Regions from separate parts of the Homo sapiens genome. Here region 2 is linked to region 1. Evidence: read pairs that join two places in POLR2A ChIA-PET (ENCODE). Cell type or tissue: OCI-LY7. All regions are shown on one strand. Links, peaks and the distances in the headings refer to the core of each region. The heading gives the core; the rest is flanking DNA.

The links. Peaks named below come from ENCODE experiments on the same cell type or tissue, not always from the same donor. Only the 100,000 strongest peaks of a DNase experiment are listed, where the experiment ranks them.
Region 2: POLR2A ChIA-PET joins it to region 1 with 5 read pairs; 23 of 35 experiments call an interaction of 5 or more read pairs at or near these places.

The regions. Positions count from the first base shown.
Region 1 is chr17:42,027,708-42,038,221 of GRCh38, reverse strand. It overlaps ZNF385C (zinc finger protein 385C), which reads left to right. Exons shown (of 9, transcript NM_001392013.1): 3 at 337-485; 4 at 3,887-3,997; 5 at 6,438-6,603; 6 at 9,149-9,439; 7 at 9,976-10,172; 8 at 10,494-10,514. Among named protein-coding and RNA genes, the nearest start is that of NKIRAS2, 13 kb to the right of the region's middle. RefSeq lists an enhancer at 8,677-9,465. In OCI-LY7, for the core only: a CTCF peak has its summit at 6,842; a DNase peak (open chromatin) is centred at 3,961.
Region 2 is chr17:41,949,376-41,959,889 of GRCh38, reverse strand. It overlaps ODAD4 (outer dynein arm docking complex subunit 4), which reads right to left. Exons shown (of 12, transcript NM_031421.5): 10 at 4,573-4,673. Among named protein-coding and RNA genes, the nearest start is that of CNP, 12 kb to the left of the region's middle. RefSeq lists enhancers at 1-343, 344-951. In OCI-LY7, for the core only: no CTCF peak of the experiment used is centred there; no DNase peak of the experiment used is centred there.

The DNA.
Region 1 (10,514 bases), core at 736-8,735:
ATGGTGGTGTGTGTGTCAGGGCCTGCCCAGACCCCTCTGTCCCTCTCTTGGCTGGGCTGCCCTGGGGTTCAGTATGCTGCCTCAGTAGGGGCAGGAGGGTCATCCCTCTGGGCTGGGAGCCTCAACTGTGGACTCCCTGCCTCTGCTTCCCCAGCTGTGGGGAGGAAGGGCACAGAGAAGGGGGCTATAATCACTATGGGTCTGGCTGGTGCCACTCTGTGAAGAGAGACACAGGTTTCTGCCCAGCTCCACACCCAAGAAGCCCACCCGCCTCTTGTTCTGGCCACGGGGGTAGGACAGAGCCCATTTCAGACCCTGCCCTTCTTCCTCCTGCAGCAGGCCCGGCCTCCGGCGCCCCCAGCCCCCTGCTGGCCTCCCTGCCCCTGCCCACCCGGCCTCTGCAGCCCCCGCTGGACTTCAAGCACTTGCTCGCCTTCCACTTCAATGGCGCTGCCCCGCTCAGTCTCTTCCCCAACTTCAGCACGGTATGGGCTGGGCTGGCGGGTGGGGGCATGCACACAAGCTTGTGGGTGGGCACAGAAGGTGGGTTCAGAGGGTCCAGCTCTCAGCAGCTGGGTCTAACCAGGAGCTTTTTCTCCAACATCCCCCAGAGGGGATAGGTGCTCCCCAAATAGGGACCCCTATTTGGGATCCTAAGAGAGGGACCCGCTCTCTCTTAGGCTGGGGAACAAGATGGTGTCAGCCCTTTCCCCACCCCCACCATCATAGCTGCTGGGCCTGCAAGGGCCTGTAGTCTGTGCATTCCACTTAAGCTTCTGTGTAGGCGCTCCTGTGGATGACGTGTGTGTGTGTGTGTGTGTGTGTGTGTGTGTGTGTGTGTGTAACCTGTGCCTTTTTGTTGTAGTTTCTATAGGTTTTGTATGTTATATGTGGATGTGAGTTTGTGTGTTGGTGTCCAACGTGTGTTTGTAAACAACTCTTTGTGCATGGGTAATTTTATGTAATTAAGGTATGTGCCTGCACAATCTGAGGGTTTATTGTGTCCTTGTGTCTTTTGTGTGTTTGGCGTGTATCTGCCCTCTGAGCATGCGTGTTTTTGTGTGGCTTGGGTGATTGTGAGTTTACCTGTGGTCATGTGCCCTTTGTGTGCATGAGTGTGAATTGTTCTGCTTGTCTGAGCATTTGTAACTGCCTGAAGCTTCTGTGCTGTGTGTGTGTCCTAGTCTGTACATTTCCTTGTACACGTGTGCATAACAAGTATATGAATTTTAATTCACTATATGAGGGATCAGCAACCATCTCTGTTTTTTTAAATTTTGAAAACTCAAGTGAAATCATGGGTGTGGCATGCCCCATCCTGAGCAGATGGTGGCAAACTCCACCTCAGTCACACTTAGGAATCCCTTCCCTCCCACCCTCCAGAGTTAGACAGAGGTCCTAAGGAGTCTGAGGCATTTGGGGGGTGGTCCTCTGGTCTTGAGTCCTTGCTGTCGCTTGCTGACAGGCTCACTGTTGAATGGCATGGTTCCAATTGCAGGGGGCCCCTGCAGGCCATTCTCCTCTGAGGTCCTGTCCCCTGAGCCCCTTGCTGGCCCTGGGTGCTGTGAAAATTTGAACCACTTTCTGTTCTCAGGGAAGTTTCTGCACCCATGTTCTTCTCTCTAAGCTCTGTTTTCTTTTCTTGGGAAGGTTTGGAAAGTTCCTTTTTTATTTTATTTTATTTTTATATAAGCAGAGATGAGGTCTCACTATATTACCCAGGCTGGTCTCAAACTCTGGAGCTCAAGGGATCCTCCCACCTCGGCCTCCCAAAGTGCTGGGATTACAGGTGTGAGCCACCACGCCCAGCCTGGAAAGTTCTTGACAAGTTCAGACAGCTGCATTTGGCCCAACTTCCTGAGAAAAGGGAACATAAAGCCTTAATTCTATAGAAGAAAAAAATGATTTAAAATAAGGAAAAGAAGCTAGGTGCAGTGGCTCATGCCTGTCATCCCAGCACTTTGGGAGGCTGAGGTGGGCTGATCATCTGAGGTCAGGAGTTTGAGACTAGCCTGGCCAACAGAGATGGTGAAACCCCATCTCTACTAAAAATACAAAAATTAGCCGAGCATGGTAGTGGGCACCTGTAGTCCCAGCTACTTGGGAGGCTGAGGCAGGAGAATCGCTTGAGCCCAGGAAGCGGAGGTTGCAAGATTTTGGCTCCGCCATTGCACTCCAGCCTGGGCGACAAGAGGGAGACTCCATCTCAAAAAAATAATAAGGAAAAGAAAAAAAATCCAAATTAATATTCCAAAGAAACGATCCTACTCCTTGGGGAACCTTAGGCCTCCACTTGCTGCTCCCTGCCCCCTACTGGCCCCCCACCTCCCCTGGCTGTGGCTCTCACTCTCTCAAGAGAGGTCGTCATGGCTGGGCACGGTGGCTCACACCTGTAATTCCAGCACATTGGGAGGCCAAGGCAGGCGGATCATTTTGAGGGCAGGAGTTCGAGACCAGCCTGGCCAACATGGTGAAACCCTGTCTCTACTAAAAATAACAAAAATTAGCCAGACGTAGTGGTGGGCGCCTGTAATCCCAGCTACTCGGGAGGCTGAGGCAGCAGAATCACTTGAACCTGAGAGGTGGAAGTTGCAGTGAGCTGAGATCATGCCACTGCACTCCAGCCTGGGCGACAGAGCAGTATTCCATCTTATAAAAAAAAAAAAAAAAAAAAAAAAAGGTCGTCAGCAGCCTCAGGCCCTGTGACAGTGATAGAGCTGATGAGATAGGACTTATCTTCCCCCAGCCCACAGGTCCCTGCATGAAGCCTGGGTGATGGGAGAGGAAATTCCAACAGACGAGTTCTTTGTCTCTTCCCTGCCTCTCCTTGTTTCCAACTCTCTGTCCCAATAGTTGTAATTATTGCAAAGGAGAAAAACAAAAAACAAAAATAATGACCTAAGGGGCACCAAGAGATGCCAAGGTGATCACCAGGACATGGTTCTATGTCCCAGAAACATGCAGGGCACTCTGGCCATTCCCCTGCTTCCAAGCAGAAGCCTAGGCTGACAAATAAAGACAGCCGGGAGAGGCTGTGTATTTTTCTTTTCTTTTCTTTTCCTTTCTTTTCTTTTCTCTTCTCTTTTTTTTTTTTTTTTTTTTTGAGACAGAGTCTCACTCTGTTGCCCAGGCTGGAGTGCAGTGGCGCAATCTCAGCTCACTGCAACCTCTGCCTCTGAGGTTCAAGCCTCCTGCCTCAGCCTCCTGAGTAGCTGAGACTACAGGCACGTGCCACCACACCTGGCTAATTTTTGTATTTTTAGTAGAGAAGGAGTTTCTCTTGGCCAGGCTGGTCTTGAACTCCTGACCTCAGGTGATTCACCCATCTTGGCCTCCCAAAGTGATGGGATTACAGGCGTGAGCCACTGCACCCAGGCAGCTGTTTCTTCTTCTTTCTTTCCTTTTCTTTTTCTTTTTCTTTTCTTTTTTTTTTTTTTGAGACGAAGTTTCGCTCTTGTTGCCCAGGCTGGAGTGTAATGGCCTGCTCTCGGTTCACCGCAACCTCCATCTCCCTGGTTCAAGCAATTCTCCTGCCTCAGCCTCCCGAGTAGCTGAGATTACAGGCATGCGCCATCACACCTGGCTAATTTTGTATTTTTTTTTTAGTAGAGATGGGGTTTCTCCATGTTGGTCAGGCTGGTCTTGAACTCCCAACCTGAGGTGATCTGCCTGCCTCGGCCTCCCAAAGTGCTGGGATTACAGGTGTGAGCCACCGCGCCTGGCCCAGCTGTTTCTCTTTCCAACATCCACAGGATGGAAAAGTTCTTCCTAGAAGCTGACCAAGGCCCTCTTCAGTCATCTTTAGTTTTGGGCATTTTGTGCTGCCCCCGACCCCTGCTTCCCAAGCCAACCCCAGAGTTATTATGCCCTCCCACTCCCTTCACAGATGGACCCGGTCCAGAAAGCTGTCATCAGCCACACGTTTGGTGTCCCCTCCCCTCTGAAGAAGAAGCTGTTCATTTCCTGTAACATCTGTCACCTGAGGTTCAACTCAGCGGTGAGACAAAGTAGTGAAAGCAGGTCTGGGGAGGGGGCTGGGCAGGGAGAGGGCTGGAGGCTGGGCTTTCAGAGTCCTTCTGGGAGGAATATCAGTGGCAAAGGGGCTGTGGTCGGTATTTTCCACCCTGGCTGCAGAAGAGGCACTCTTGGTCCTTTAACCATCGCATCCTCTCCTCTCTCTAGATTCTTCTGCCCCTTCCCCTTCTGCCCAGCTGTAGCCCAGTGGGATTCCATTTCCTTCCCCCCAGGCCTCTCTCCTGTGTTCTGGATCCTTCTGCAAGAGAGAAGACTGCCCTTCCTCCACTCCAGGTCCCAGTGGCCCATCTCATCAGCTCCTGGTCTGGAGCTGAGCTCTTAAGGCACCTGAGAGTTTACAGAATGTGATCATGCCCATCCCCTTAAATAATAGTTTTCATGATACATCTGTGAGACGGGTGGAGGCGGGATTTTTTTGTTTTGTTTTGTTTTTTTAGACAAGGTCTCACTCTGTCACCCAGGCGGGAGTGCAGTGGCGCAATCTTGGCTCACTGCAGCCTCCACCTCCAGGGTTCAAGTGATTCTTGTGCCTCAGCTTCCCTAGTAGCTGGGATTACAGGCATGTGCTACCACGCCTGGCTAATTTTTTTATATTTTTGGCAGATACAGGGTTTCACCATGTTGCCCAAGCTGGTCTCGAACTCCTGGGCTCAAGTGATCCACCCACCTCAACCTCCCAACATGCTGGGATTACAGGTGTGAGCCACCGCGCCTGGCCTAGAGGCGCTATTATAATCCCCGATTTTCAGATGAGGAAAGTGAGCCTTAGAGAGGTTAAGTGACTTGCCTAAGACCACACAGCTGGTAAGTAGCAAAGCTGGGATATGAATCCAGGCCTGGCTGACCCCAAGGTCTATGACTTTCTACTACAGCCTACCCCTTTCTACTACATCTTACCACTAGGTAGAGGAGGAACCTCATTCTGGCCTCCCAGGGAAGGTCTACCTCCTGTTAGGCAATCTGGGGTTTCGGTTGGATGCCAGCAGAACTGCTGTGGTATAGCATCCAGGGAGGGGCCATGGGGGCCTGTCTTTCCCATGTTTCAAGGAGGTGGGCCGGGGAGCAGCAAGTGAGGACCCTTGGAGGGAGGACACTGACAGACCAGATTTGAGGATTCCCTTCAGGCCTTCTGGTTCCATGAGTCCTGCAAGAGATGGAGGAGAGGCTGGGCGTGGTGGCTCATGCCTGTAATCCCAGCACTTTGGGAGGCCAAGGTGGGTGGATCACTTGAGGTCAGGAGTTAGAGACCAGCCTGGCCAACATGGTGAAACCCCATCTCTACTAAAATACAGAAGAAAAAAAAAAAAGCAGCCAGTTGTGGTGACAGGTGCCTGTAATCCCAGCTACTCGGGAGGCTGAGGCAGGAGAATCGCTTGAACCCAGGAGGCAGAGGTTACAGTGAGCCTAGATTGCTCCCGTTGCACTCCAGCCTGGGTGACAAAGCGAGATTCCGTCTCAAAAAAAAAAAAAGATGGAGGAGAGAATTCGTTCTGAGGGAGGAACCATTCTTCTTCCTGCCGGACCCCGGGCACAGTGCCTGGCAAATAGCAAATGCTCAGTAATGACTTGTTGAACAAATGAACAAAGGGATGAATGTTCTGGGGTACATACACCCCAAAGTGTGGGGATTGCTCTGCTTTCTCCATTTGTGCATTGATACACTTGATAACTAACATTCATTGAGCACCTACTCTATGTACTCGGCCCTTGTAATTCATGTTCCCATGTAATTCTGACAACCCCATGAGGTCAGTATTATCATCACAGGGTTTATGGGTGAGGAGACTCAGGCTCAGAGAGATGTTACTTGCCTAAAGATGTAGTTAGTGGCCAGGCGTGGTGGCTCACGCCTGTAATCCCAGCACTTTGGGAGGCTGAGGCGGGTGGATCACGAGGCAGGAGATCGAGACCATCCTGGCTAATATGGTGAAACCCCGTCTCTACTAAAAATACAAAAAATTAGCCGGGTGTGGTGGCGGGCGCCTGTAGTCCCAGCTACCCCGGAGGCTGAGGCAGAAGAATCGCTTGAACCCGGGAGGCGGAGGTTGCAGTGAGCTGAGATGGCGCCACTGCACTCCAGCCTGGGCGACAGAGCGAGACTCCATCTCAAAAAACAAAAAACAAAAACAACAACAACAACAACAAAAAGATGTGGTTAGTAAGTGGCTGGGTCAGATCTGAAGCCAGAGGCAGCCTGCCTTGGAGTTCATGTGCGAGAACACATTCTGCAAACCTCAGAGCCACATGTGCTATGGTGATGATGATGACAAGGACAAGGACTTGCCCTTTGTGTGACCTGAGCCCTGCCTCCCTTTGACCTGTCCCCCTGCTGGGCTCCAGTTCACAGATGGGGCATGTGGACTCAGCCAGTGAATGGTGACCTCTTGCCCTCCCCTCCCCAGAACCAGGCCGAGGCACATTATAAAGGCCACAAACACGCCAGAAAACTCAAGGCTGTCGAGGCTGCCAAGAGCAAGCAGAGGCCACACACCCAGGCCCAGGATGGGGCTGTAGTGTCCCCAATCCCAACGCTGGCCAGTGGAGCCCCTGGAGAGCCACAGAGTAAAGGTCAGTCCTGAGCTCTTCTCTTTCCCACGTCTCCACTCCAAATCTGGTTTCCGACAAGGGGTTGAGAGATTTCTGCTTATTCTTTTTGCTTGTGTTGGAGTATTCCATACAGACAGGCAAAGGCACACAAGTGTACCACGCCATGAATTTTCCTAAGCTGAACACACCCAGATCAGGAAACACGTTACCAGCACCTCAGAAGCTTGTCTTGCACCTCCTCCTGGTCATTACCTTGAAGTATTCATTTCCAAGGGCTGCCTTCACAAATGACTTCATTTGTGAAGTTAGGAATGGTGGCTCACATGTTGTGATGGTTAACACTTTGGGAGGCTGAGGCGGGAGGATTGCTTTAAGCCTGGAGTTTGAGACCAGTCTGGGAAACATGGTGTGACCCTGTCTCTACAAAAAATTTATTTGCCAGGCATGATGATGCACACCTGTAGTCCCAGCTACTCAGGAGGCTGAAGCAGGAGGATCTGCTTAAGCCCAGGAGGTCGAGGCTGCAGTGAGCTATGGGTGACAGAGCAAAACCTTGTCTCTAACCTCCCCTGCCCACCCCCACCCCCAAAAAAAGAGACTACAACCTGGGTGACTGAAAACAACAAAAATTTATTTTCACACAGCTCTGGAGGCCAGAAGTCTGAAATCAAGGCGTTGACAGCATTGGTTCCTTCTTGGGGGCTTAGAGGAGAAAGTGTCCCATGCTTCTCTTCTGGCCTTTGGTGGCTGCCAGTATTCCTTGGCACTCCTTGGCTTATAGACGCATCACTCCAATCTCCACCTCCATCTCCACATTCTCCCTTGTGTGTCCCTGTGTTTCCACAAGCTCTTTTTATAAGGGTACCAGTCACTAGATCAATCCCACCCGAACCCAGCATGACCTCATCTTAACTAATTTTATCTTCAAAGACCCTGTTTCCAAATAAGGTCACATTCTGAGGTTCCAGATAGATGTGAATTTTGGGGGAGACACTATTCAACTAACTACAACCCCTCTGATGGTAAATACGATCCTGACTTTTCTCAGCATAGATCAGCTTTACCTATTTTTGGTGAAACATAGAGTGTGCAGGGGTTTTTTTGTATCTGTTTTGTTTTGTGGGTTTTTTTTGTTTTGTTTGTTTGTTTTTTGAGACAGAGTCTCGCTCTGTCTCCCAGGCTGGAGCACAGCGGTGCAATCTTGGCTCACTGCAACCTCTGCTTCCTGGGTTCAAGCCATTCTCCTACCTCAGCCTTCCAAGTAGCTGGGACTACAGGTACCTGCCACCACGTCCAGCTAATTTTTGTATTTTTAGTAGAAACGGGGTTTCACCATATTGGCCAGGCTGGTCTCGAACTCCTGACCTTGTGATCCACCCACCTCGGCCTCCCAAAGTGCTGGGATTACAGGCGTGAGCCACCCTGCCTGGCCGGTATCTAGTTTTTATTCATCTCTCACAAACATTCATCAACATTCATTATATCTGTAAGATTCATCCATGTTTTTGCGTGTAGCTGTAGTTTGTTCTCTTTCATTGCTGTGTAGTACTCCACCGTGGATCATACCACTATTTTTTTTTAATTTAAATTCTTAAAAGCTCTTTTTTTTTTTGAGACAGGGTCTGGCTCTGTCACCCAGGCTGGAGTGCAGTGGTGTGACCTAGGCTCATCCACCTCCCTGGCTCTCAAGCGATTCTCCTGCCTCAGCCTCCCAAGTAGTTGGAACTATAGGCATGTGCCACCATGCCTGGCTAATTTTTGTATTTTTAGTACAGATGGTGTTTCGCTGTGTCACCCAGTCTGGTCTCGAAGTCCTGGACTCAAGTGATCTGCTAACCTTGGCCTCCCAAAGTGTTGGGATCACAGGCGTGAGCCACTGCGTCTGGCCCATACCACTGTGTTTTTTTTGTTTGTTTGTTTGTTTTTGAGATGGCGTTTCACTCTGTCGCCCAGGCTGGAGTGCAGTGGTGTGATCTCAGTTCACTGTAACCTCCACCTTGCAGGTTCAAGCGATTCTCCTGCCTCAGCCTCCCGAGTAGCTGGGATTATAGGCATGTGCCACCACGCCTAATTCTGTATTTTTAGTAGAGATAGGGTTTCACCATGTTGGCCAGGCCAGTCTCGAACTCCTGACCTTAGGTGATCCACCTGCCTCGGCCTCCCAAAGTGCTCGGATTACAGACATGAGCCACCGTATCCAGCCCGCACCATTGTTTTTTAAAAATCTGCTCTCCTGTTGGTGGACATGTGGGTAGTTTCAGTTTTATGATATTATGAATAGTGTTCTCTGAACATTCTAGTACATCTTTTTTGGTGATCTCTGTTTAAGTTAGCAAATAAGGATATGAGGGCTGTGAGGGCTTTCTGAGACCACTGTGTCCAACTTAATGATTTCAGATGGGGAAACTGAGGCCCAAGTCTGCCCAGTGAGTTGGTAGAAAAGTGGGGCCTGGAATTCAGTGCTGGTCATCCACCAGGGGCCCTCCAGGCCACCTCCATGGTCAGAGCTGAAGATCGTGGTCTGCAGCGTCATCTTGGGTCTCACACTCTTCCATCTCTGCAGCAGTTCCTGCAGCCCCTCCTCTTGGGCCTCCACTCCAGCCACCACCAACTCCAGACCCTACATGCAGGGAGCCAGCCCACTCAGAGCTCTTGGATGCTGCCTCCTCATCCTCTTCTTCCTCCTGCCCACCTTGCTCCCCAGAGCCTGGGAGAGAGGCACCGGGGCCTGAGCCAGCGGCAGCTGCCGTGGGAAGCAGCATGAGTGGGGAAGGCAGGAGTGAGAAGGGGCACCTCTACTGCCCCACGTGTAAGGTGACAGTGAACTCGGCCTCCCAGCTTCAGGCTCACAACACAGGTCAGTAGTCCCAGGAGCTGGAGCCCAGGGAAAGGGTGGGACAGAAGCTAAGCCTCGCCAGATGAGGGCAGGCTTGAGTTCCTGGGTGCTTCGCTCAAGGGTTGGATGGCGGAGGCTTTGTGCTTGTGTGTTACTGAACGGACGTTTCTGGGTCCTCCCATTACTCCTTGGGGAAGGAGAATTGGGAAGAGAAGTCTGAGGCAGCAAGAACTGAAGGTCGCTAAATCTCTGAAGGGTCACTCCACAGGAGACAGGAGACATCTGCCTCTCTCCTTAGATTACACCCAGAAGGAAAGGACTGAGATCAAAGCAAAGGGGAAGGCAGCTATTTGTAGTGCAGAAAGGCCTTTCATAGGAGGGGCTGGCATGAAAGGACAGAAGCTGGGAGGGGAAACCACGTGTGGCTGGAGGGCGATGTGTGCACAGAGCAGCCGTGAGGCTTACAGGGAGAGCCAAATTGCATGAGTGTGGAGGGGGTCTCTGTGGCCCCTGCAACCCCTTCCTGCTGCTGAGAGACTGCCTTCTTCCCTCTCCAGGAGCCAAGCACCGGTGGATGATGGAAGGTCAGCGAGGGGCTCCCCGGAGGAGCCGGGGCCGCCCGGTGTCCAGGGGAGGTGCCGGACACAAAGCCAAGAGAGTCACAGGGGGCCGGGGCGGCCGGCAGGGGCCCAGCCCTGCCTTCCACTGTGCTCTCTGTCAGCTCCAGGTCAATTCAGAGACCCAACTGAAGCAGGTGGGAGAAGTGAGGCTGTGACTGGGGTTGGAGCCAGGGGAGGGGGTTGGGGGGCAGGGCAGCAGAGGGAGGGACCCTGAAGAGAGCAGGCAGGGCACAGCAGAGCAGGCTGGAGAAGCGAGGCCAGCAGGCCAGTGGGCCAATTAAGGGCAAAGGCCAAGACTCACCTCCCCTTCCCAGGGCCTACCCCAGGGTGAGGACCCAGTCTGTGTGCTTTGGATGTATGAGCTGTGGATAGAGGAAGGGGAAGAGTCGAGGATGATGGTCTTGGGGTCCTTGGGCTTTGTCATCTTGTTCCCAGTCTGTCTGTCTGTCCATTAGCACATGAGCAGCAGGAGGCAC
Region 2 (10,514 bases), core at 1,230-9,229, 79 kb after region 1:
GGGGTCTTTTGGGTATGATTTCTCCGCCATGAGAGGGCAGTGTTAGCCTTACCACAGTCCTCACAAACAGCTCACCATGAACCTGCCTCCCAAAAAACAGAGGTGATCAGATCACTTCTCTGCTGTCCACAGCCCTTCAAGTCCAGGCTGGTGTGCTGACTGTCTGGGGCTCTGTCACCACCATCCCCCGCCACCGGGAACCCCCCAGCTCTGGGACCCAGGCCAGGATCTCTCTTCTGCCGGCCACCAGCCCTCAGCGCCGACCTCCCACGTCTTCAGTGCACTTGCCCCTCCTCGGCCTGGCCAGCTCTGCTATCCTTGTCCTTCAGAGCACAGCATGAGGTCTTCCTCCCACTGGGAGTGTCCTGAGCCTTCACTTCTCAGGGTCCCTGCTCTCTTTGCCCAGTGCCTGCAGACCCCAGGCTGGTCCCTGAGGCCATGCCCCTTTGCTGCCCACAAGTTATGCAATCTGGCTTCTTTCAATGATGGCATAAGCTCCCCAAGGACAGGGGCCCCGTTTACTTCACTCCAGCAGATACTTCCTGGGGTCCAGCTGCGTGCCAGTGGTGCTCTGGAATTTGGCTGTGGGAAGGGCTTAAGGAAGCTGTCTGGTCAGAAGCAGGAGGAAGAGGCCTGGGTGAGTGTGCACCTGTGAAGTTGGTGTGCAGACTTTACTAAGCTTGTGCGTCCACCTGGATGCACTGGGAGTGGGTGGGGTGGGGGAGCCCAGAGCACCTCCAAGTTTCTCCCCTGGTCTCTGCCTCCTGACACAGTCTAGGCCAGCACTATTCAACAGAAATTTCTGTGACAATGGGAATATTCTAGATCTGTATTATGTAGCACCCATAGGCCACATGTAGCTTTTTTTTTTTTTTTGAGACGGAGTCTCGCTCTGTCGCCCAGGCTGGAGTGCAGTGGCGTGATCTTGGCTCACTGCAACCTCCATCTCTCAGGTTCAAGCAATTCTCCTGCTTCAGCCTCCCGAGTAGCTGGGACTACAGGAGTGTGCCATCACACCTGGCTAATTTTTTGTATTTTTAGTAGAGACAATGTTGGCCAGGATGGTCTCAATCTCCTGACCTCGTGATCCACCCGCCTCGGCCTCCCAAAGTGTTCGGATTACAGGTGTGAGCCACCGCACCCGGCCTCACATGTGGCTATAATGACTTGAAATGTGGCTAGTGTGACTGAGAATTTTACATTTTATTTACTTTTTTTTTTTTTTTTTTGAGATGGAGTTTCGCTCTGTTGCCTAGGCTGGAGTGCAATGGCATGATCTTGGCTCATGCAACCTCCACCTCCCGGGTTCAAGCGATTCTCCTGCCTCAGCCTCCCAAGTAGCTGGGACTACAGGTGTGTGCCACCATACCCGGCTAATTGTTTGTATTTTTAATAGAGATGGGGTTTCACCATGTTGGCCAGGCTGGTCTCAAACTCCTGACCTCAGGTGATCCATCCATCTCGGCCTCCTAAAGTGCTGGGATTACAGGCATGAGCCACCACACCCAGCCTAGTTTTAATTAACTTTAGCCTCACGTGGCTAGCAGCTGCCTCCTTAAGCAATGGAAGTCTAGGCAATTACAAGTGCACAACGTGGACTTTGATGGGGGACATATCAAGGCTGTGAAACCTGATGTGAGGGCTCCTCACCCAGACTGAGGGGTCAGAGAAGGCCGCCTCAAAGAGGGGACATCTAAGCTGAAACCTAAAGGTTGAGTGGGAGTTAGCCAGGTGAAGGAGGTGGGAAGGGAAGGTTTAGAATATTCCAGGCAGAGATAACAGCATATGTTATGAGGCATAAGAAACCTGTTTAGGCCGGGTGTGGTGGCTCACACCTGTAATCCCAACACTTTAAAAGGCTGAGACAGGAGGATCGCTTGAGTGCAGGAGCTCTCAAGTGCCCAGCCTGGGCAATATAGTGAGACCTCATCTCTACAAAAAATAAAAATTAAAAATATCAGCCAGGCATGGTGGCCCACACCTGTAGTCCCAGATACTTATCTCTTGAGCCCAGAGATCAAGGCTGCAGTGAGCTGTAGTCACACCACTGCACTGTAGCCTGGGTGACAGAGCAAGACCTTGTCTCAAAAAAAGAAAAGAAAAAAGAAAGCCTGTTTAGGAAGACAGGAAGCTGGTATTGGCTGGAGCTGGAATGCAAGGTGATGGGGGCTGGGGACTGACCAGCAGGAAGCTGGAGAGGCCCACAGGGGAGAGCTTACCCAGTGCCTTCCTACCCCTGTGGGAAAAAGTCAGGAACAGAGACAGCCAGGAAGTAATAAAAGGTTTAGGCAAGAGAATGAGGAAATCACACTAGATTTCTTGTCTCCTGGAGGTGGTATTTTTCAAACTGCAAGTCCTAACGTCAATTTAGACCCTGGGCCACTGACTGGTCCATGGCCTGTTAGGAACCGGGCCACACAGCAGGAGGTAAGCGGAGGGTCGGCAAGTGAGCATTAGGCTGTCAGATCAGTGGCGGCATTAGATTCTCATAGGAGGGAGAACCCGATTGTGAACGGCACGTGAGGGATCTATGTTGCATGCTCCTCATGAGAATCTAATGTCTGATGATCTGAGGTGGAACAGTTTCATCCCGAAACCATTTCCCCCACCACCGGTCCATGGAAAAACTGTCTTCTGCAAAACTGGAGCCTGGTGCCAAAAAGCTTGGGGACTGCTGATAAGAGAAAATGAGGGCTGGGTACAGTGGCTCAGTCCCAGCACTTTGGAAGCCCGAGGCAGGAGGATCACTTGAGTCCAGGAGTTTGATACCAGCCTGGGTAACAGAGTAAGACCCTGAGTCTACAAAAAATAAAAAATTAGCCCCCAGCATGGTGACATGCATCTGTAGTCCCATCTAGATGGGAGGCTAAGGTGTGAGGATTGCCTGAGCCCAGGAGGTCAAGCCTACAGTAAGCTATGATCTCACCACTGTACTAAGTCTGTGTGACAGAGAGACACTCTGTCTAAAAATAAATACATAAAAAGCAAAAAGAAAATAAGAAAATAAGGCTAGGCACAGTGGCCCATGCCTGTAATCCCAGCACTTTGGCAGGTCAAGGCAGGAGAATCATTTGAGGCAAAGAGTTTGAGACTAGCCTGGCCAACATACTGAGACTCCGTCTCTACTTATTTATTTATTTAGAGACAGGGTCTCGCTCTGTCACCCAGGCTGGAGTGCAGGGGTGAGATCACTCCTTGTTACAGCCTCAACTTCTCAGGCTTAAGTGGTCCTCCCACCTCAGCCTTCCAAGTGGCTGGAGTGAGTCACCACACCCGGCTAATTTTTTTTATTTTTTAGAGATAGGGTTTCGCCATGTTGCCGAGTCCCAGCAACACGTTGGGTCCCAGGCTAGGTCCCACCATACATGGCCCCATCTCTATTTAAAAAAAAAAAAAAAAAAAAAGGCCGGGCATGGTGGCTCATACCAGTAATACCATCACTTTGGAAGGCCGAGGCGGGCAGATCACCTAAGGTCAGGAGTTCGAGACCAGCCTGGCCAACATGGCTAAATCCCATCTCTATTAAAAATACAAAAATTATGGCCAGGCACAGTGGCTCACACCTATAATCCCAGCACTTTGGGAGGCCGAGGCAGACAGATCATTTGAGGTCAGGAGTTCCAAACCAGCCTGGCCAACATGGTGAAACCCCATCTCTACTAAAAATACAAAAATTAGCTGGGCGTGGTGGGGGGGCGCCTGTGATCCCAGCTACTCGGGAGGCTGAGGCAGGTGAATCGTTTGAACCCGGGAGGCGGAGGTTGCAGTGAGCCAAGATCACACCATTGCACTCCAGCCTGGGTGACAAGTGAGACTCAGTCTCAAAAAAAAAAAAAAAAAAAGCTAAGTACAGTTTACACGTGTAATCCCAGCACATTGGGAGGCTGAGGAGGGTGGATTGCCTGAGCTCAGGAGTTCAAGACATAGTGAGACCTCATCTCTACAAAAAAATTTTAAAATGAGGCAGGAGGATAACTTGAGCCCAGGAGGTCGAGGCTGCAATGAGCCATAACAGTGCCACTGCATTCTGACCTGGCCAACGGGAGTGAGACCCTGTCTCAATAAATAAATAAATAAATAAAAATAAGAAAACAGAATGTAATAGGAAATATCAGCATGCAGAGTACGTAGCAGAGGTAAATATATTTTGTAAAATTTTTGTTTCTGGCTGGGCACAGTGGCTCACGCCTGTAATCCCAGCATTTTGAGAGGCCAAGGCGGGCGGATCACAAAGTCAGGAGATCGAGACCATCCTGGCTAACAGTGAAACCCTGTCTCTACTAAAAATACAAAAAATTAGCCAGACGTGGTGGGGGGCGCCTGTAGTCCTAGCTACTTGGGAGGCTGAGGCAGGAGAATGGTGTGAACCCGGAAGCGGAGCTTGCAGTGAGCCGAGATCACGCCATTGCACTCCAGCCTGGGCAACAGAGCAAGACTCTGTCTCAAAACAAATAAACAAACAAACAAAAAAACGGCTGTGGAATGGCGCCCAAGCAGGCTGAGGGGGAACTGAAGGCCTGACCACCCAACCCCACTCCTGACACCCGAAGCCCGGCGGGTGGAAAGGCTCACACTGATGATGGCCTGCTGCGCCTCGTTGTTATGCACAAGCTTTGCTCTCTCCAGGGCCTTCTCAAAATTGTTCACGGCTGACTCGAAGTCTCTCAGCTTCACTGGAGAGCAAGGGGAGAAGGCACAACACAGGTAGAGTGTGACAACGTGTGGTGCATGATGGAGCCTCTGGCTACTCGAGCACTGCCAGGGCCCATCAGAAGCTTGTGTGAGCTGTAGTCGGACCCAGGCCCCAGGGAAGCATCACTGAGCTGCTCAGCACCATCCTTTCCACCGTGTTCCTGGGCTATGTCACCATCGAGAACCAGGACTGAGGAACCTGGGCCTCATTCAAAGGCGTTGGTGAGAGAAGGGGACTGTGGTGCAGTCTAGTGCATACATCATATGTCTCCAGAGTGGAGGAGAAAACCGCATCCTGCTCCATCTTTAGATTGTTCTGGAAGACGAATTTTTTTTTTTTTTTTTTTGAGACAGAGTTTCACTCTTGTTGCCCAGGCTGGAGTGCAATGGGGCAATCTCGGCTCACTGCAACCTCTGCCTCCCAGGTTCAAGCGATTCTCCTGCCTCAGCCTCCTGAGAAGCTGGGATTACAGGCACATGACACCACACCTGGCTAATTTTGTTTTTTAAGTAGAGATGGGGTTTCGTCATGTTGGTCAGGCTGGTCTTAAACCCTGACCTCAGGTGATCCACCTGCCTCGGCCTCCCAAAGTGCTGGGATTACAGGTGTGAGCCACCGCTCGGCCAGAAATTCATATTTTTTAAATGGTCATTCATTTTTTTCAAAAATGATATGCAGACCAAAGCACAGAGGGCTGGATGCAATCCATGGGCCAGCTGCTGGAACCTCAGCTGTCTCGAGTCCAGGCCCCACTCAGGTACAATCTGAACCCGTAGAAAAAGCGGCTCATCTGGGCTCTCCGTGCCAATTAGTGCTGGAGCTGGGACTGAAATGATTAGCAGATTGATTGAGTGATTGATTTGAGCCCTCAGAGCTTCATTTCATTTTAAAAAATTAAATACATATGTCAGGCCGGGCGTGGTGGCTCACGTCTGTAATCCCAGCACTTTGGGAGGCCAAGGTGGGCGGATTGCTTGAGGTCAGGAGTTCGAGACCACCCTGGCCAACATGGTGACATCCCCATCTCTACTAAAAATACAAAAATTAGCCAGGCATGGTGACGGGCGACTGTAAACCCAGCTACTCGGGAGGCTGAGGCAGAAGAATTGCTTGAACCTCAGAGGCAGAGGTTGCAGTGAGCCGAGATCGCGCCACTGCACTCCAGCCTGTGTGACAGAGCAAGACTGTCTCAAAAAAATTAATTAATTAAAAATAAATACATACATACATAGGCTAGGTGCGGTGGCTCACACCTATAATCCCAGCACTTTGGGAGGCTAAGGCAGGCGGATCACTTGAACCAGGAGTTCAAGACCAGCCTGGGCAACATAGTGAGACCCGATCTCTACCAAAAATACAAAATTAGCTGGGTGTGAGGCCGCATGCATGTAGTCCCAGCTACTCGGGAGGCTGAGATGGGAGGATCCCTTGATCCCAGAAGGTCAATGTTGCAGTGAGCCCAGATTGCACTGCTGCACTCCAGCCTGGGTGACAGAGTGAGACCCTGTCTCTCTCTCTCTCTCTCTCTATATATATATATATAATTAAATTAATAGAGACAGGGTCTCACCATGTTGCCCAGCCTGGTCTCGAACTACTGGCCTCAAGCAATCCTCCACCTTGGCCTCCCAAAGTGCTGGGATTACAGGCGTGAACCACCTCACCTAGCCAAGAGCTTCATAAAGGAGAAAGTGCTTACCAGCCAAGGTCTTCACAAACCACTGCTTTCTTTTACAATTGAGTATATCCAAGATCTATCCTCCTCCCAAGCACTGCTTTGAGACCCATGGGGAAAATAAGCCCTTGTGTTCATAAGTCAGACTTTAAAAGGTCATTACAGCCAGTCGCGGTGGCTCACACCTGTAATCCCAACAATTTGGGAGGCCAAGACAGGCGGATCACAAGGTCAGGAGATTGAGATCAGCATGGCCAACATGGTGAAACCCCATCTCTACTAAAAATACAAAAATTAGCCAGGCATGGTGGTGGACGCATGTAATCCCAGCTACCTGGGAGGCTGAGGCAGAAGAATCGCTTGAAATCGGAAGGCAGAGGTTGCACTGAGCTGAGATTGCACCACTGCACTCCAGCCTGGGTGAAACAGCGAAACTCCATCTCAAAAATAAATAAAATAAAATAAAATAAAACGCCATTACACTTGGCTAGACACAGCGGCTCATGCCTGTAATCCCAGCATTTTGGGAGGCCGAGGTGGGAGCACTGCTTGAGCCCAGGAGTTCCAGAACAACCTGGACAACATAGGGAGACCCCGTTCTCTACCAAAAAAAAAATTTGCCAGGCATGGTGGCATGCACCTGTGGTCCCAGCAACTGGGGAGGCTGAGGAGGGAGAATCACCGGAGCCTGGGAGGTTGAGGCTGCAGTGAGCCATGAATGCAGGGACGTGACACTGCACTAAAGTCTGGGTGATAAAGCAAGACTCTATCTCAAAAAAGAAGAAAAAAAAGGCTATTACACTTAAAGGAAATTTAAGTGTAATTCTGAAAATATGTGGAGTCGCAGTATTCCTTTCAAGACCAGTGGGACTCTGACATTAAAGGTCTGCAGAAGAGTCACATGCTTATTCAAGAGAGTAAATCATTCAGGATTATTCTTTCATTCTTTCTGTTTTTTTTTTTTTTTTTTTTTTTTTTTTTGGAGTGAGGGTCAGGGCCTCGCTCTGTATCCCAGGCTGGAATGCAGTGGCATGATCATGGCTCACTGCGGTCTCAACCTGGGCTCAAGTGATCCTTCTACCTCAGCCTCCCAAATATTTGGGATCACAGGTGCCTGCCACCACACTCAGCTAATTTTTTTTTTTTTTTTTTTTTTGATACAGAGTCTCATAGTCGCCTGGACTGGAGTGCAGTGGCACGATCTCAGCTCACTGCAACCTCCGCCTCCCAGGTTCAAGCAACTCTCCTGCCTCAGCCTCCCGAGCAGCTTGGATTACAAGCATGCACCACCACGCCCGGCTAATTTTTTGGATTTTTAGTAGAGATGGGGTTTCACTATGTTGGCCAGGCTGGTCTTGAACTCCTGACCTTGTGATCTGCCCACCTTGGCCTCCCAAAGTGCAGGGATTACAGGCATGGGCCACTGTGCCCCGCCCTAATTTTTATTTTTTGTAGAGATGAGGTCTCTTTAAGTTGCCTTATTTTTTGTAAAGATGAGATCTCCCTATGTTGCCCAGGCTGGTATCAAACTCCTGGGCTCAACCGATCCTCCCACCTTGGCTTCCCAAAGTGCCAGGATTATAAGTGTTAGCCACTATGGCCAGGCTAATTTTTTTTTTTTTTTTTTTTTTTTTTTTTGCGACAGAGTCTCGTTCTTTCACCCAGACTGGAGCACAGTGGCGCAATCTGGGCTCACTGCAACCTCCGCCTCCTGGATTCAAGCAGTTCTCCTGCCTCAGCCTCCCGAGTAGTTGGGACTACAGGCGTGTGCCACCACACCTGGCTAATTTTTGTATTTTTAGTAGAGACGAGGTTTCACCTTGTTGGTCAGGCTGGTACCAAACTCCTGACCTCAGGTGATCCACCTGCCTCGGCCTCCCAAAGTGCTGGGATTACATGCGTGAGCCACCGTGCCTGTCCCCAGCCTAATTTTTAACTGAGTATGTAATTTAAAGTTATCTCAATGTGACAGGAAAACCACTTGACCCCGGGAGGCGGAGGTTGCAGTGAGCCAAGATCGCGCCACTGCATTCCAGACTGGGCAACAGAGTGAGACGCCTTCTCAAAAAAATAAATAAATAAAGTTCACCGGCTTGTAAGGATAAAGTTCAATGATTTTGAGAAAATTTACAGAGTTGAGGCCGGGCACAGTGGCTCACAACTGTAATCCCAGCACTTTGGGAGGCTGAAGCAGGCAGATCACGAGGTCAAGAGTTCAAGACCAGCCTGACCAACTTGGTGAAATCCCGTCTCTACTAAAAATACAAACATTAGCCAGGTGTGGTGGCGCACGCCTGTAATCCCAGCTACTCAGGAGACTGAGGCAGGAGAATAGCTTGAACACGGGAGGCGGAGGTTGCAGTGAGCCAAGATTGTGCCACTGCACTCCAGTCTAGGTGACAGAGCAAGACTCCATCTCAAAAAAAAAAAAGAAGAAAATTTACAGAGTTGTACAGTGGCCACCACAATCCCATTTTAGAACATTTCCATCACTCTGAAAGGTTCCCTTGGAGGCCGGGTGCAGTGGCTTATGCCTATAATCCCAGCACTTTGGGAGGCAGAGGCGGGCAGATCACTTGAGGTCAGAAGTTCGAGACCAGCCTGACCAACATGGTGAAACCCCATCTCTACAAAAATACAAAAAAATTAGCCAGGAGTGGTGGCACACGCCTGTAATCCCAGCTACTCGGAAGGCTGAGACAGCAGAATCGCTTGAACCCAGGAGACAGAGGTTGCAGTGAGCCGAGATTGTGTCACTACACTCCAGCCTGGGTGACACAGCAAGACTCCATCTCAAAAAATAAAAATAAAGAAATAAAATAAATTAAAAAATAAAAGGTTTCCTCGGCCAGGCGCAGTGGCTCACACCTGTAATCCCAGCACTTTGGTAGGCTGAGGTGGGTGGATCACTTGAGGCCAGGAGTTTGAAACCAGCCAACATAGTGAAACTGCATCTCTAAAAATACAAAGACATAGCTGGGTATTATGGTGCACACATGTAATCCCAGCTACTCAGGAAGCTGAGGCACAGGAATCATTTGAACCCATGAGGCAGAGGTTGCAGTGAGCTGAGATCGCGCCACTGCACTCCAGCCTGGGTGACAGAGTGAGTCTCCATCTCAAAAAAAAAAAAAAAGCTTCCCTCATAGGACTTGGGGAGTCTACTGGACCTCTCTGTGCCTCAGTTTCCCTATCTCTAAAATAAGGATGATAATGCCTACCTACATCATAATGATTCAATACAAGAATGCTGGCTGGGTGTGGTGGCTCATGCCTGTAATCCCAGCACTTTGGGAAGCTGAGGCGGGTGGATCACCTGAGGTCAGGAGTTCGAGAACAGCCTGGCCAACGTGGTGAAACCCCGTCTCTACTAAAAATACAAAAATTAGCCGGGTGTGGTGGTGCGCGCCTGTAATCCCAGCTACCCTGGAGGCTGAAGCAGGAGAATCGCTTGAACCCGGGAGGCCAAGGTTGCAGTGAGCTGAGATCGTGCCCCTGCAGTCTAGCCTGGGTAACATAGTGAGACTTCGTCTCAAAAAACAAAACAGGGCCGGGCATGGTGGCTCACGCCTGTAATCCTAGCACTTTGGGAGGCCGAGGCGTTTGGATCACCTGAGGTCAGGAATTTGAGACCAGCCTAGCCAACATGGTGAAACCCTGTCTCTACTAAAAACACAAAAAATTAGCCAGGTGTGGTGGCAGACGCCTGTAATCCCAGCTACTTGGGAGCCTGAAGCAGAAGAATCACTTGAACCTGGGAGGCAGAGGTTGCAATGAGCCGAGATCGCACCACTGCACTCCAGCCTGGGCAACAAAAGCGAAACTCTGTCTCAAAAACAAAATGAAACAAAACAAAAAAAAAGTACCAAGGCAGAAGGAAAGTGGCTCAATACATGGGCACTGTTGTGAGGATGACACGATGCTGTGTGGGTCTGCAGCTGACCTCCTCAAGGGCAGAGGTAGGCTCAAGGTACCCCAAGCTCTAACCAAGCTTTGCTTAATGAAAGCACTTACCACGTGCTGGTCAAAATAGAGTGGCTTATCCCCACTCTCAGAATAATCTGGGAAGGAGAAACACTGGGATGGTAAACTCAGTCCACAAGACTCCTAGCCCTGGTGTGAGCTGGGCCTGAAGGCTGGAAAAGG